2 separate regions of the Mus musculus genome follow, and region 1 is linked to region 2. The links are chromatin loops, found by intact Hi-C in ENCODE. Cell type or tissue: gastrocnemius. All regions are shown on one strand. Each heading gives the region's core, and the rest is flanking DNA. Links, peaks and the distances in the headings are about the cores only. Region 1 has its middle 15 kb from the start of Gm32141. Region 2 holds the start of Cpsf6 (cleavage and polyadenylation specific factor 6).

Region 1 (2,906 bases), core at 232-2,731, 56 kb after region 2:
TGGCCTTTTAACTGTTTAGCTGTTAGGGAGTCTCTCAGGTAATGTGGTGGGAGCCAGGAGCCAGGCAGTTCAGGATGCCTTGCTGGTGTTAGAGGAATGGAAGTCACCGTAAGCAGAGGGTCAGATAGGGGCTGCACAGACAGCTCCACTGCACTGGGCAGGTCCAGCCTGAGGCTCTGCAGGAGTGGAAAATAAGGAGTGAATTGAAAAAGGCAGAAGAGCTGAGGAGAGGGCAGCTGAGAGGGGTTGGCAGTAGAAGCGTTTGCTGTACAACCTGATAAGCTGGGTTTGATCCCGGCTCACACAGAGGAAGGTGAGAATGGATTCCCACAAGTCTCCACACAGATAACATGGCACACAGATGCCCCATCTTTCCTCCTCCTCCTTCTACACACACACACACACACACACACACACACCACCACCACCACCACCACCACCACCACCACCACCACCACCACCACCATTTAACCTTTGTTGACTTGGAACTCACTCTGCAGACCAGGGTGGCCTCAAACCCATAGAGACCCACCTACCTCTTCCTCCCATGTGCTGGGGTTAAAGGTATGCACCACTGTGCCTGGCCATTTAAAGTGTTTTTTGTTTGTTTGTTTTTTCGAGACAGGGTTTCTCTGTATAGCCCTGGCTGTCCTGGAACTCACTCTGTAGACCAGGCTGGCCTCGAACTCAGAAATCCACCTGCCTCTGCCTCCCGAGTGCTGGGATTAAAGGCGTGCGCCACCACGCCCGGCTCATTTAAAGTGTTTTAATTCCTTTGCCATCTTGAGAGCCCAGGCTGTCCCTGGGACATGCCTGTTTGCAAACACATTTATATTTTCTGTTCTTTTTCTTCCAGACAGTTCATCCGTTATTAGGCTTTTAAGGAATACTTAGTAAGTTAGACTGTGGGCAAACAAAAATCAATAAAACGCTATTCTTGCCGAGGCATTAAGTCTTGTGGGAGAAAGAAACATTTAACCAGCAAAGACAAAAAGTCAAATTCAGCAGGCTCTGGGAGTCTCGGAGAGCTAGCCTCTGGCTCCGTTAGGGACAGTGGTCACAGATGGATTAAGACAAGATCGGAAGATTAAGATCGGAAGTAAGGTTACGCTGAGAACATGACCAGTAAGACTCAATTCACAGAGGATAGGATTAGCCACTAGGCAAACGTGATTAATTTGTTGCCTTTAAGTATGTAAAAGCGCTTTTTCTCTCCACAGGCATAAATTCAAACTTGCCGTGATCTCCCGTTATTCCCGCATAGATTTCCAGCCTTGCCTCGGGCTAGTGGTTGGTTAGCTCTTTAAAGTTTGAGAATCACGTGGGCTAATATATGAATGATTTCAGCAGTCTCCACTAGAACCAATTCTAGCCATTCCCCTCCGTTAAAGACGTCTTACAGGCTGGCTCCCTGCGAGACTCTGCCTATAGGGGGCGCTCGAGGGAGGCCGAAGAGGTCAGGGCCGCCGCAGTTGCAGAGCGCAGACTTGTCCCACAAACCGCAGCCCCCTTTCTAGTAACAGTGGAGTCCGGTGTGCAGTTTTGGCAGCACTGGGTTCGCCGTGCCCGATGCAGAGAACGAGCATCAGCAGATTTCTAATTTAAGCAATTCCGGCCTCTTCTCTTTCTCCTCTCCGAGCGCTGTGGGTGGCAGCTGCTCCCCACCTTCGCTCATTTGAGTTAACTTTAAGGCAGGGACGTTTGCCAAGAGTTGGAGAGGCGCAGGGCAGGTGAGGGAGCATTGCTCTCATCTGCTGGGTGAGCTGAAATGCTTTGAAATAAACACCCTACTATACACAGGATAGGCTCCTACAAGGGATTCCATCCAGTGTAGCACCAATAGCAGGGCCGGGAAACCCTGGTTTACAGTAACCCCTTCAGTTAGAGATGACATGTACTACAAAGCCATCATTGGTATACTATTAAGACTATGCAGAGACAAAACACCTTTGAAAAGGAAGGAAGGAAGGAAGAAACCACTTGTGGTGGCGCACGCCTTTTATCTCAACACTCGGGAGGCAGAGGCAGGAGGATTTCTGTGAGTTCCAGGCCAGCCTGGTCTACATAGAGTTCCAGGACAGGCAGAGCTGTTGAAAAAAAAAAAATCTTTGTATTAGATCTTTCTGTCAAGTAATGTTGTGGTTCTGATTAAATCCTGCTGATTCAACTTTTTCAGAGTTACTAAAAGCAGTTAGGCTGCACATGGTGGCCCAAGTGAGTAATCTCAGCAAATGGGGACAGGATGAACACCTCCATCTGAGGGGGCGGGGCAGGAGGCGTACTTCCATCTGAGGGGCGGGGCTGTATAGAAGTTCACAGAGTTGTACAGATTCAGACCTGGTTAATTTTGGTGTGTGATGTTTTTTTATTTATTTTCAAGGTTAAAAAATATAAAATTTATAAGATTAAATGAGGAATTAACTAGAGGAAACTTAAAATTTCATGTTTTAAGTCAACGAATGAATTGTAAAGGATTTATGATTAACTCGTCATTACAAAATCTTTTTTGGTCTTTAATCCTAGCACTTGGAAGGCAGAGGCAGATGGATCTCTGTGAGTTCAAGGCCAGCCTGGGCTACATGGTGACTTCCAGGACTACATAGAAAGCCCCTGTCTCAACACAAAACCAAAGCCAAAAATCAACACAACACAACACAACACAACACAACACAAACACCAAGACTGGATACAGTACATAAATAAGGAGTAATGGAATTGTTTATGGCATCATGATTGTTGGCGTAGAACCTAAGGGGGTGGGGGGTTTGGAGGACTGCTGTCCTCACAGCAACCTCATCAACGGGATTTTATACAATCTATATTCATTTATTATTTAAAAATAGCTTATTAAAAAATCCTGCTCTATAATATACTGCCCCATAAACGCTGCTCAACGGAAACCTCAG
Region 2 (2,906 bases), core at 96-2,595:
GAATGAGTTCCAGAACAGCCAGGGCTACACAGAGAAACTCTGTCAGCAGTAATTAAAATCCTACGACAATTTGCTTTTCTTTTCTAACATTTAAGCCAAAAGCACAGTCATTCTTGAAAAACGAAGCAGTAAGGATTTAAGAGTTTTCACTGTTTCGTTCAAGTCTTATATCCCTAGTCATAAACAATGGAGGGAAAACGCCATACAAACCAATGGCATTTTATTCAGGTTCTCATCCGTACCTTAGAATTTTTTAATATGGTGGGGTGTAAATTTGAAAACCGTGAATATAGGAAATGCACTAAAAAAAAAAAAATATTTAGAGGGCAGTAAGAGGCTAGACGATCCAAACCCTGGCAAGCAGACCCTTCCAAGGATATTTATTCATCATGAGACGCTGGTTCTAGGCATCCCAGGCGGGTGAGACCGGAAAACCTTACACGTCTCACTTTCTCCAGCCTTTCAAACCGTGAAGTCGAGCCCACAGGGCAAACACTTCGCTTTCAAACTACAGTCACGTTCACAACGACTTGTCAGGCACGCTACCCAGGATTCCGATTCCGAGTGGCCGGTCTCCCTTTCAGTCTCTCCGGTCTGTTAAGCTAGGATACCACCATCTTTTTTGTTCTGTCCAGCCACCGCGCTCCCAAGTCTTTGGCGCAAGCCATTTATCCTCTCCGATATTTCGCTTCACAAAGGCCAAGGACTGGGCCTCGGAGGCACTGCAAACCCTCGATGACCAAGGCGGGCCGACGCACCGACTTTTAAATGCGATCGGTGGCTCCAAAAGTCAGATGACTTGTTGCGGATGGAACCAAACCTAAGCAGCCTTCCCTTAAGGGGACCGGCGAGCAAGGAACCGGGCGCCACGCCGAAACCCGTCGCAAAGGCGAGCGGGAGCCCAGGGAGAGCGGGCGCGCGGGATACAAAGGGCTGTGAACGCGGCCTTCCATGAGGCGACCGTGCGCGGACAGAGACACAAAATGGAGCGGCGGGAGGAGGAATCGGAACCCGAGGCGGCAGGGCCGGGATGGAGGCGGCGGGCGAGCGCGCGGCCGGGCCAGGGCTTCCCCTCTGGCCGGCCGCGGGGGAGGGGGCGCGGCGGCCCGTTCTCCCCGCCCCGCACACGCGGCCTAGCTCGGCGGGAAGCGCCCGCCACCGAGCCAACAATGGAGCGGGAGACCGTCCGGAGGAACCGGGCGGGCGGCTGCAGGGCGACCGGGCCCCGCGCTCCAGAGCCCCGCGGCCCGCAAAACGACGCGCGAGAACAAGGGCTGAGGGGCCGTCGCGCACGGCGGCGCGGCCCGGAGGCGCCAAGGGCGCACGGTCTGCAGCGAAGCCGGCTCGCGGCCCGCGGCGGCCCTGGTCAGCCGGGCGTCCGGGCCGCGGCACAGTCTGCGGCGGCGGCGGCGGCGGAGCCCGGACCCTCACGTACCTGGTTGAACTCTTCACCCACATCCGCGTAAATGTCTATGTGGTCCACACCGTCCGCCATCTTCCCTCGGCCTCGGCCGCCGCCGCCGCCGCCTCCTGCAGGTCGGCCCGCCGAGGCAGCAGCAGCGGATCTGGCGGTGGGGGCGGGGCGCCCTACGTCACTTCCGAGGGGCGGAGACCAGGGCGCAGCGGCCCGCTGCTGGTGACGGGGGACCCCGCCGAAGGTCCGCGGCGGTTCCGAGGCGCTAACTCGTTCCTTTGTGTGCAGGATTAAGCCGCGGCTGGGGCAGGGGCGTGATTTCCTGTGCTACCCCGCCATACCGCATGCCATGGAACCCGCTTGTTTTCAGAGACTGTCTTTTCAAACTGCTTCTGGCACTATTTATCTATCTACATATCTATAGATGAGAGATCTATCTAGTGAGAGATATAGATATATATACATCTATATAGAGAGAGATAGATATTTATATATTTGCGTTTTCATTTTTTTCCTACTTTTTTTTTTTTTTTTTGCTTCCAAGGTTTCGAGAGATGAGAGTTATGTGTACGCAATTAAAAGCGAGATATGATGTCCTGGCCAATGTCTTATTCTTGCTTCTTCAGACAACTGAATTTTTTGAGTTATTTGCATATAGCATATTTGCATCTCTTATCTTTATGCAGTTGTAAGCATCTTTTCCGCTCCTTCCTTCACATCCTCCTCTTCCCCCTTCCTCCCCCATTGCCCTTGCTTTTACCTTTTTATCTCTGTTGTAGGTTTTCTCCAGCCATCGTTCAAAGGATTCTATCCTCATTTTTAGAGCACGTACAACAGAGCAGATGTATCCTAAATCAACGAACTCCTGGATTCAGAATGCTGAGCTAGAAGGGAAATTAAAACGGTGGCTTGAGGTCCAAACATCCCGTTTTACAGATGAGAGAACTAAGGACTCGTAGAGCATAAGTTATTTAACTGGGGTTACATGGCTCGTAAAAGTGCACACCTTTTGACGCCGATATATGATTCAGAGATCTCTCTCCATTTCCAACGGCTCCACCTATTTCTTTCCTTCCCGTTCAAAAACTCACCAGGTCACTCAGCTGCCTGTGTGCTTGATATAAATTCAGTTCCCACAGCGCTCTCAAGGAGCGTAGAGAGAACCGAACCAAATCCTCTTAAGTAGTCCTCTGATCTACTCAGCACCTCTGACTGCTCTCACTTCCAGCCCCACCCTGCCAAACAAATTAACAAAAAAGCAAAACAATAACCAAAATAATAATAATAACAAAAATACCAGATGCAGACTGGTCTGAAATCATCAAAAACCTAAAGAAACATCTATGCTTGAGATGTCTGTAAAATCTTGGTTGCAGTCACAGAGACTAATCTCTTAATCTGAATAAACATTTCTTTAAATTCCTTTTTTATACATCGGGGTGTTTTGCCTGCATACAGTCTGTGTACTACACATGTGTGCAGTGTCCTGGGA

The links. A loop is a pair of places that touch in the nucleus more often than their neighbours do. Peaks named below come from ENCODE experiments on the same cell type or tissue, not always from the same donor. Only the 100,000 strongest peaks of a DNase experiment are listed, where the experiment ranks them.
Region 1: a loop joins it to region 2, with 2.7 times the contacts of the local background. A loop is called at or near these places in 23 of 42 quality-filtered maps.

Annotation. Positions count from the first base shown.
Region 1 is chr10:117,431,143-117,434,048 of GRCm38, forward strand. No RefSeq gene overlaps it. Among named protein-coding and RNA genes, the nearest start is that of Gm32141, 15 kb to the right of the region's middle. In gastrocnemius, for the core only: a CTCF peak has its summit at 1,434 (motif pointing right); a DNase peak (open chromatin) is centred at 1,438; H3K4me3 peaks cover 276 bases.
Region 2 is chr10:117,375,404-117,378,309 of GRCm38, forward strand. Cpsf6 (cleavage and polyadenylation specific factor 6) reads right to left here and starts at 1,570. Exons shown (of 10, transcript NM_001013391.2): 1 at 1,436-1,570. The coding sequence starts at 1,495. In gastrocnemius, for the core only: a CTCF peak has its summit at 1,545 (motif pointing left); DNase peaks (open chromatin) are centred at 920, 1,106 and 1,600; H3K4me3 peaks cover 2,399 bases; H3K27ac peaks cover 2,215 bases.